Regions from separate parts of the Homo sapiens genome. Here region 2 is linked to region 1. A link is an interaction called in ENCODE POLR2A ChIA-PET data of the cell type or tissue named here. Cell type or tissue: HepG2. All regions are shown on one strand. Each heading gives the region's core, and the rest is flanking DNA. Links, peaks and the distances in the headings are about the cores only. Region 1 holds the start of LOC124902434 (a long non-coding RNA gene). Region 2 has its middle 7.7 kb from the start of LINC00845.

Region 1 (5,000 bases), core at 1-5,000:
GTTTCTTACACAAGCTCTCTCTTGCCTGCCAGTTTGTAATATGTGCCTTTCGCCTTCCTCCATGATTGTGAGGCCTCCCCAGCCATGTGGAACTGTGAGTCAATTAAACCTCTTTTCTTTATAAATTACCCAGTCTGAGGTACGTCTTTATTAGCAGTGTGAGGACAAACTAATACAGACATATATCTAGCCAAGTTATCAATAAGTGTGGAGATAAAGACTTTTTAAGCATGGGAGACCTCAAAACCTTTATCATCTATGCCCCCATACTCTAAAAGATGCAGGACAATGTTCTCCACCAAAAGGAATATATTAACCAAAAAAGAGAAAGACATAGAAACAAGGAAACTCAGGATCCCACATAAGAGAGAGGCAAAGCAAGTCCTAAGATGGTAGTGAAGTCCCAGGGTGACCCCTGTGCCCAGGCTCAGAAAGCACAAATCTAGACTAGAGCATGAGCAAAGAAGGCTCCCCAGAAGTTCCCTCTACAAAAAAATAAATTAAAACAGATATATCACCTCATATGTTCCAATGTATTCAGAGTTATTTAAATATGACAGAGACTGGAATACATTTTTTCGAACATAAAATTAAGGATTGGACTAGCAGATCTCTAAGTCTTTTTCACCTCAAACAACCTATGATCTATAACCCGTGACCCTGCATTCTTGCAAGATAAAATTCATATTTTAGAGCCAAGGTCAAAGATATATGGTTCATGCACTTACCCGAGAAAAGAGCCAAACAATAATATTAAGAAAAACATTTTATTTATATGAGGATTTTAAAAGTGAGCTATTTTGCCATATAAGCTCTGCTTTCTCCAGTCAAACCACAGCCCATTTCCCCACCTTCTTTCATGCACAGATTCCTTTTCAAGCAGTTTTATCATATGTACTAATCAGGGTTCCCAGAAAGAGGGCTGTAAATAGACCACAAGAAATACCTTTACTAATACTGGAATCTCCCATGGACAGACACACTGGTCTGCAGACTAAGAGAATTTAAGGATTAGGAAGCCACTTAAGTATAAGACTCTAATTAGCCAATTTATCCTTCCATTTGCTAATGACCAAAAATAAAACTTTAAATATGTGTGAAGGGTTCTAAGTAACTAGAAATGTAAGTCTATTTCCTTAGAAATCATTTTTTTCTCTTTAGCTTCCATATAATCCCAGTTATGAAGATTGGTTCACACATTTCATATCTAGCAGAAATGAATGCCCGACCTTAGCAGTAAGTATAAAAACAGACAAGAAAACTCTTCTTTCTTTTCATTTTCCACTCATTTCTAGCTTCGTTTCCACTCTAGTTGTTGTCCTTAGCTGTACCTTTCCTGTTGCAGCCTTGGCCTGATCCTACTTGCCACACTTTCTCCAACCTCCCCACTATCTTTAGTCTGTCTTTGTCCTCAGATCCCCTCTCCTTCCGGGATGATCTCCAACCCTGCTGCTCCTTATGCCAAACCACTGGGGAAGCACCATCAACAAGTCTTAGTGACAAGGACATTGGTCAAGGGCAACCTGTTCAGACGTTTCAGGAAATCAGGACAAAAACCCAGTCAATCCTGGGGTTCCCTTCATACTTCAATACTGTCACCAAGAAAACACAATGCAAATTGCATGTAATCTGAAGAATCAGGAAACCCAGGAATGCACAGGGCACTCAAAAGGTAAATGACCACATATGCCTTGGGTTTAGGGAGATATTCATCTGAAGATGTATTTGCAAGATGTCACGTCTGCATTAAAGCTGTAAATTCTTAAATCTGTCTAAACTGGGATTCTTAATGTCAGGGGGAGGCATCTTCTGCTTTGAGTGTTTGCAGTAGACTAAGGTACAACACAACAGCCTGAAAGTGTTCATGCAGACAGCAGAAGGAACAATTCATTACATTGGAAGAACCTAATCCTTCTAGATAAGTATACCTTTGTATACAAAACTTACATTTAAAGAAAAAAAAAGTTAAAGTCCATGAGAGGAATTGCAAATTCACCTGCTTACGGGTAATTTGTCAGGAGGTAACAGAAATGACTGGCTATGGGCACGTGTTATGGATGGGAATGGGGGAACCATAGGGTATTAGAGGGGAAAGATCCTATATAGGAGCAGTTGCTGCTTAGCTCCAGCCATTTGCTGTCATGCAATAACATAAGCCTAGTATCAACCTCTGTTTCACTCTTTAATTGTAAAATTTCCCAGATTTTAAAATGCTACAAAGGAAAAAAAAAATCTGTAAACTTGCACCAATCTAACCTGTTACATTTTAGAGAGTCATGCAAATTTTTATCTTTCCCAGCCAAACAGCTCAACAAATGAGCGGCATCAGTAAGGTTTAGATAACCCTCTTGGCAACATTTCCAAATTTCAGATACTTCAAACGTGACCTCTGGCTCTTTACACATGCCCTTCTCTCTCATCGACGTCAGCGGGAGTTAAGAATTTATCAGATCAATTATATCAAGATTTTCAAATGTCAGATCTTCTTTTCATCTACCCTATAGCAAACACATTTATTTCATAATCCTTTGAAATATGGGATTTCAGCCTAAACAAAGAACATTGAATTGTTTCTATTTAAGAAAATATTTATATTAATCAGAGGCCAAAAGAGACTTATGTGAGTTGACCAACGATCAGTTCTCTGTGAGTTGCATTAAAAACGTTTGACATCAAGTTAGGTAAAAGTGTCAGGAAGTATTCTTAAAGCTTGGCTGCTCAGGAAGGATTTAGGGATGTGAGTGTTCAGTTGAGCATTAGGACATTATTGGTGTTTTTCCCCAGCAAGTGTTTGGCAGATACTGTTTCCTCAGGATATGATTGTCCAATTCCTTCTTTAAATTTAAGCTAGTATTTTTATTAGGGCACATGGATTAGAGAGGATCCATGTGCCCTAATAAAAAGAGAAATTGCTTGGCAAAAGATAAAATTCAAACACTAAGCAACATCTTAAATTGAATTGCCTTGAAATAACCTTACAACAAGGTTATAAAAGTTTAAAACATTTTAAGGGTCAAAAGCTCTGAATCCCATGGCATTTCTAATTAGCAAAATTCAGTTCATAGAGGGGAACTAAGCTCTCAAAATTAAATCCAGCTGACGCTCCCAGCGCTCCTAACTAGTACACCTGACTGAGCCATGGTCTCCATTTTTTCTATAAGACATTTGACTGACGTTACAATGAACAATTACACTTAGTAAGTTATTTTCTAGAATGTCTACTCACGGGTTTTATGCTTACAATGAGTTGCTTACATTTTTCTCAAGTCAGTTTATGCCAGTTTACTATTAGAATTACACAATTAAATACACACAGACTGAGGAAATATGAATGTGGAAAGAGAGACTTTGGTTTCTATAAAAACCTAGTTGAGTACATTAGAAAGAGTTCATAAAAGCAAGTTTGAAAGAAAATTAATCAATAAGATGTGGGTGAGATATCCATGAAAGAGTAGGATACATTTGTAAAACTTTAGACAGACTCTGCTTTCAGACAGCTTTACAATGGTCTTTAACTTCAAGCGCTGCTCTTAATAAATGGGAACTAGTAGAAACAGTAGAAAATGTATTGTGGGTATAATTTATACAAGAAAGATGAGTGAGCATTCCAATCAGTGTACCTACACTCAAAGGAAAGGCACTGGCTTTTCATCAGAAAAAATTGACAAATAACATAAATACTTAAAATATGTGCATCTTATTTTCACGAATCTCTTTTCAATTACTGACAAATTTATCCACCAATGGCAATCACATTAGATAATAGAGCTGCTACTATGGACATTTCAAATAAACCTTATGTTTAATCTAAACAAGGTAATATTTCTACCAAATGTATGATGTTTTAAACGCTTGTCAACATAGAAATTATCTCCTCAACATACAATCATGTCAACCTACTGCAAAGTTTACATTGCAGCGGACTAAAATCAAGGTAATGCCTATGGAAAATTCTCCATTGTGAGGTGGCTTTTTACTCCATGATCTCATGAAAACTTTTATGTTTACAAATAATACAAATTGATTAAATGACTTTATATTTCTAAAATAACTCTGTTATAGAAATCTCTGAAATACTAATAATTAGGGCAAAATTTCAAGATTTGGTCATCATTAGTAATATTATGTACCAGACACTTTGCTAAACACTATCCAAGTTTGTATGTTTGTTTTCAACAGCACTTATTTTATACATGAGAAAATTAAGTTCCAGAGATAATAAAAAGTTGTTCATGGTCACTGTGTGTGATGTATGGGGCAGAGCCAGAGCTTGGCCTTCAGTCTCTTGAGCTCTAAAGCTGGTGCTTATTGTCGTTATGATGTTATCAGCAGTTCTACAGAATATGCCTCTTTGATGTTACTCAACTAAAGGCCCCTAGATTCTTCAGGCTATCCAGATTTTATCTTTAAAAGTTACCGCATACAGTTTTGAAATCACTGGTTGTAATGTGTAATTACATAATTTTAAAATACTAGATAATTCTTCACAAAATTTCTTCAGAACACAAAGGTATTCATACTCATTATTAATAAGAAGTACTTCCAAGGAAGGATATAAAGAGAATAATTCTGGGATTTTATTTTAATTCGTTTATCCACACATCTACTCTGGGCCTTATGCTCAGCACCGAGAACACAAAGGTGTCTAAGACATTGTCACTGGATTTAAGAAACACATGGCCTGAGTGAGGAAGAGACAATGAAGTAGTTGTAACATAATCTGACAGCAGTTCTAACGGAGATTCCATAGTAAATGCAGTAGAAACTAGGAGATAGTGAATGTGCAGGAGGGTCACCTAGGCAGGGGTAGCTGACACCTCCCACATAGAGGAGTCTTTTGTCACCGACATTCTTTCAGTTGCTGGTACCTGATGCTAAGAAGAAGCAGATGATTTTACTCAATTTTGATATTAACTTTCTACAGAGTGCATTTACTACTTGCCGTCTCTACAGAATGAATTCACTACTGCCCGCACCCAGGTGGAGCATTCCCACCACAC
Region 2 (5,718 bases), core at 1-5,000, 58 kb after region 1:
TGTACTCTCAGGTTAAGATAAGAGTATTCTTGAAGCCTCAATTATTCTGAGAAGTGCTGCAAAGGGTTATTTACTGGTTAAAGGTCACACCATTACACCTTTCAATTGCACGAGTGATCCTGAAATGATTTGTGACACAATGTGTGTGTAGATTCTATCTAAACTCCTTGTTTCTTTTGTGCTATATTCTTTGTAATTTGTCTTAGTCTGCTTGGGCTGCCATAACAAAATATCATACACTGGGTGGCTTACATGACAGAAATTTGTTTCTCACTGTTCTGGAGGTTGGAAAGTCCAAGATCAAAGTGCCAGCTGATTCAGTTCGGGCTCCCTTCCTGGCTTGCAAGTGACTACCTTCCCAGTATCAGCTCACACCACCTTTCCTCAGTGTATGCATATGAAGAGAGGGAGTGAGTGCTCAGATGTCTCTTCTCATAAGGACACCAATACTATCAGATCAGGGCCCAGTTACTTCCTTAAAGGCCCTGTCTCCAAATACAGTCATATTTGGGGATTAGGGTTTCAACACATGAATCTTGTGGTAACACAAACCTCCATTCTATAATATAATTTATATGCTTGCTTTCAACAAATATTTATTGAATGCTTTCTATGTTCCTGGCACTATAACCAAGTTGCTGTTCTCACTGTAGGGGGAAAACAGCAGACAATGCACACACACATGTTAACTTATGTATTAAAAGGAAAACTAAATTAATTAAGGAGACAAAGAATGAGGAGGTTGAGAAAGGGGGCTATTTGTAGAATGGGTGGTGATGGATTGCTTCTCCAATAGCAGACATGGGAGTAGACATCTGATGTAGCTGAGGAGCAAGACTCTAAATATTAACAGGAAGAGTTCTAGCTCAAAGGTCAAGAGACAGGAGAATGAGGTTGAAAGAGCAAAAGAAAGCCAGAGAATCTGTGACAAGATGTAGGAGAGGACAGTGGTAGAGAAGGAGGTAAGAGAGGTGAAGTGGCAAGCAGGTAAGGCCTTGACAGACAGGGTCCTGTTGTATTGTATTCTGAGACCAATAGAAAGCCATTGAGGGTTTTTTTTTTTTTTTTTGAGCAGAGGACTGACAAGAATTATGATATATACTTTCAAAAACTGTCGCATTAAATGCTATCTGGATAACAGACTATGGGGCAAGACTAAGAGCAGAAAGACAAGTTTAGAGGCTTTTTCGCAAATCCAAGTAAACAATGCTAGTTTGGAAGAGAGTGGACCTAGGATTTGAAATACCTTTGGAAGATGGAGGTATCAGGATTTCCTAATGGATTAGATATGGGATACGAAAGAAAGGATAACAACAACATCAAAATCTTTGCTGGCTTGAAATAATACCGCCGGGTGCGGTAGCTCACACCTGTAATCCCAGCACTTTGGGAGACCAAGGCTGGTGGATCACTTGAGGCCAGGAGTTTGAGATCAGCCTGGCTATCTTGGGGAAACCCCATCTCTACTAAAAAATATGAAAATTAGCTGGGCATGGTCATGTGCCAGCAGCTTTGCCTCTCTTGAACCTGAGAGGCGGAGGTTGCAGTGAGCTGAGATCATGCTACTGCACTTCAGCCTGGGTGACAGAGTAAGACCCTGTATCAGAAAAAAAAAAAAGAAAAAAAAATAATTCTAGGGTTCAAATCAAAAGAGGAATCTAAAATTAAAACCACGTAGAGGCTGTGCTCTCCTACCACTCCATTTCTCCACACACAACTTTTCAAAGGTGCAATTGGTCATTTTTGTACTTGTCTGTTTAGCAGGTGTCTCCTCTCTCATTAGAATGTAAGCTCCTAATGTCTATCTGGTTCCCCCTTATATTACCTGCACCATGCTCAATGCCAACCATTTGCTGAGCCCTCATTACATTCTTTAAAGAATGAATGGGACCAGCCGGAAGAGGTGGCTCACACCAGTAATCCTAGCATTTTGGGAGGCCAAGGCAGGCAGATCACCTGAAGTCAGGATTTCGAGACCGGCCTGACCAACATGGTAAAACCCTGTCTCTACTAAAAATACAAAAAATTAGTGGAGCGTGGTGGTGCATGCCTGTAATCCCAGCTACTTGGGAGGCTGGGGCAGGAGAATCACTTGGACCCAGGAGACAGAGGTTGCAGTGAGCAGAGACGGCCACTACACTCCAGCCTGGGCAACAGAGCTAGATTCCATCTCAAAAAAAAAAAAAAAAAAAAAAAAAAAAGACTAAATGGGACCAGGTGTGGTGACTCATACATGTAATCCCAGCACTTTGGGGGGCCAAGTTGGAGGATGGCTTGAGGGTGGAAGTTCAAGGTTATAGTGAGCTATGATAGTGTCACTGCAGTCCAGCCTGGGCCACAGAGTGAGACCTTGTCTCTAAAAAGGAAAAGAAAATGAGTGAGACCTTGTCTCTAAAAAAGAAAAGAAAAAGGTCGCTTCCAAGATGGCTGAATAGGAACAGGTCTGGTCTACAGCTCCCAGTGAGATCAACACAGAAGACGGGTGATTTCTGCATTTCCAACTGAGGTACTTGTTCATTTCATTGGCACTTGTTGGACAGTGGGTGCAGCCCACGGAGGGTGAGCCAAAGCAGGGTGGTGTGTAACCTCACCCAGGAAGTGCAAGGGGTCAGGGGATTTCCTTTTCCTAGCCAAGGGAAGCTGTGAGTGACTGTACCTGTAGGAACGGCACACTTCTGCCCAAATACTACACTTTTCCCATGGTCTCCACAACCAGCAGACCAGGAGATTCCCTCCCATGCTTGGTTCGGCAGGTCTCATGCCCACAGAACCTTGCTCACAGCTAGCACAGCAGTCTAGGATCAACCTGGGACACTGGAGCTTGTGGGGGAGGGGTGTCCACCATTGCTGAGGCTTGAGTAGGGGGTTCTATGCTCAGAGTGTAAACAAAGTGGCAGGGAAGCTCAAATTGGGCAGTGCCCACCACAGTTCAGTAAGGCCTACTGCCCCTCTAGATTCTACTTCTGGAGGCAGGGCATATACGAACAAAAGTCAGCAGACAGCTTCTGCAGACTTAAACATCCCTGCCTGACAGCTCTGAAGAGAGCAGTGATTCTCCCAGCACAGCGTTTGAGATCTGAGAACAGACAGACTGCCTCCTCAAGTGGGTCCCTGACTCCCATGTAGCCTGACTGGGAGACACCTCCCAGTAGGGGCTGACAGACACCTCATACAGGTGGGTGCCCCTCTGGGACAAAGCTTCCAGAGGAAGGATTGGGCAGCAATATTTGCTGTTCTACAGCCTCTGCTGGTGATACCCAGGCAAACAACGTCTGGAGTGGAGCTCCAGCAAACTCCAACAGACCTGCAGCTGAGGGGCCTGAATGTTAGAGGGAAAACTAACAAACAGAAAGGAATACCATCAACATCAACAAAAAGGACATCCACACCAAAACTCCATGTGTAGGTCACCAACATCAAAGACCAAAGGTAGATAAAACCACAAAGATGAGGAGAAACCAGAGCAGAAAGCCTGAAAATTCCAAAAACCAGAATGCCTCTTCTCATCCAAAGAAACACAACTCCTCACCAGCAAGGGAGCAAAGCTGCATGGAGAATGAGTTTGACGAGCTGACAGAAGTAGGCTTCAGAAGGTCAGTAATAACAATAACTAAAGGAGCATCTTCTAACCATTCTAACCCATCGCAAGGAAGCTTAAAACCTTGAAAAAAGGTTAGACGAATGGCTAACTAGAATAACCAGTGAAGAGAAGAGCTTAAATGACCTGATGGAGCTGAAAACCACAGTACAAGAACTGCGTGAAGCATACACAAGCTTCAATAGCCAATTTGATCAACCAGAAGAAAGGGTATCAGTGATTGAGGATCAAATTAATGAAATAAAGAGAGAAGACAAGATTAAAAATAAAAGAGTGAAAAGAAACGAACAAAGCCTCCAAGAAATATGGGACTATGTGAAAAGACCAAATCTACGTTTGATTGGTGTACCTGAAAGTGATGGGGAGAATGGAACCAAGTTAGAAAACACTCTTCAGGATATTATCCAGGAGAACTTCCCCAACCTAGCAAGGCAGGCCAACATTCAAATTCAGAAAACACAGAGAACACCACAAAGATACTCCTTGAGAAGAGCAACCTCAAGACACCTAATTGTCAGATTCACCAAGATTGAAATGAAGAAAGGAATGTTGAGGGAAGCCAGAGAGAAAGGTCAGGTTACCCACAAAGGGAAGCCTATCAGACTAACAGTGGACCTCTCGGCAGAAACCCTACAAGCCAGAAAAGGGTGGGGGCCAATATTCAACATTCTTAAAGAAAAGAATTTTCAACCCAGAATTTCATATCCAGCCAAACTAAGCTTCATAAGTGAAGGAGAAATAAAATCCTATACAGACAAGCAAATGCTGAGAGATTTTTGTCACCACCCGGCCTGCCTTATAGGAGCTCCTGAAGGAAGCACTAAACATGGAAGGGAACAACCAGTACCAGGCACTGCAAAAACATGCCAAATTGTAAAGACCATCGATGCTATAAAGAAACTGTATCAATTAATGGGTGACGTAACCAGCTGGCATCGTGATGGCGGGATCAAATTCACACATAACAATATTAACCTTAAATGTGAGTGGGCTAAATGCCCCAATTAAAAGACACAGACTGGCAAGTTTGTTGGAGAGGCAAGACCCATCGGTGTGCTGTATTCAGGAGACCCATCTCACATGCAAAGACACACATAGGCTCAAGATGAAAGGATGGGGGAAGATCTGCCGAGCAAGTGGAAGGCAGAGGAAAGCAGGGGTTGCAATCCTGCTCTCTGATAGAATAGACTTTGAACCAACAAAGATCAAAAGAGACAGGGAAGGCCATTACATAATGATAAAGGGATCAACTCAACAAGAAGAGCTACATATTCTAAGTATGTATGCATCCGATACAGGAGCACCCAGGTAGGGTCATGAAGCAAGTTCTTAGAGACCTACAAAGAGACTTAGACTCCCACACAATAATAATGGGAGACTTTGGCACCCCACTGTCAATATTGGACAGATCAATGAGACGGAGAATTGGCAGGGATGTCTGGGACTTGTACTCAGCTCTGGACCAGGCAGACCTGATAGACATCTACAGAACTCTCCACCCCAAATCAACAGAATATACATTCTTATGAGCACCACATCACACTTATTCTAAAATTGATCAAATGGTTGGAGGTAGAAAACTCCTCAGCATATGTAAAAGAATAGAAATTACGACAAACTGTCTCTCAGACCACAGTGCAATCAAATTGGAACACAGGGTTGAGAAACTCACTCAAAACTGAACAACTACATGGAAACTGAACAACCTGCTCCTGAGTGACTATTGGGTAAATAATGAAATGAAGGCAGAAATAAAGATGTTCTTTGAGATCAATGAGAACAAAGACACAATGCACCAGAATCTCTGGGACGCATTTAAAGCAGTGTGTAGAGGGAAATTTGTAGCACTAAATGCCCACATGAGAAAGCAGGAAAGATCTAAAATCAACACCCTGGCATCACAGTTAAAAGAACTAGAGAGGCAAGAGCAGACAAATTCCAAAGCTAGCAGAACATAAGAAATAGCTAAGATCAAAGCAGAACTGAGGGAGCCAGAGACACACAAACATACAAAAAAAACCCTTCAAAAAAATCAATGAATCTAGGAGCTGGTTTTTTGAAAAGATCAACAGGATAGATAGACTGCTAGTAAAACTAATAAAGAAGAAAAGAGGGAAGAA

Evidence for each region. ChIA-PET counts read pairs that join two places held together with the same protein. Peaks named below come from ENCODE experiments on the same cell type or tissue, not always from the same donor. Only the 100,000 strongest peaks of a DNase experiment are listed, where the experiment ranks them.
Region 2: POLR2A ChIA-PET joins it to region 1 with 5 read pairs; 3 of 35 experiments call an interaction of 5 or more read pairs at or near these places.

What each region holds. Positions count from the first base shown.
Region 1 is chr10:61,064,565-61,069,564 of GRCh38, reverse strand. It overlaps LOC124902434 (a long non-coding RNA gene), which reads left to right and starts at 1,625. Exons shown (of 2, transcript XR_007062154.1): 1 at 1,625-1,672. In HepG2, for the core only: no CTCF peak of the experiment used is centred there; DNase peaks (open chromatin) are centred at 2,424, 4,334 and 4,724.
Region 2 is chr10:61,005,733-61,011,450 of GRCh38, reverse strand. No RefSeq gene overlaps it. Among named protein-coding and RNA genes, the nearest start is that of LINC00845, 7.7 kb to the left of the region's middle. In HepG2, for the core only: no CTCF peak of the experiment used is centred there; no DNase peak of the experiment used is centred there.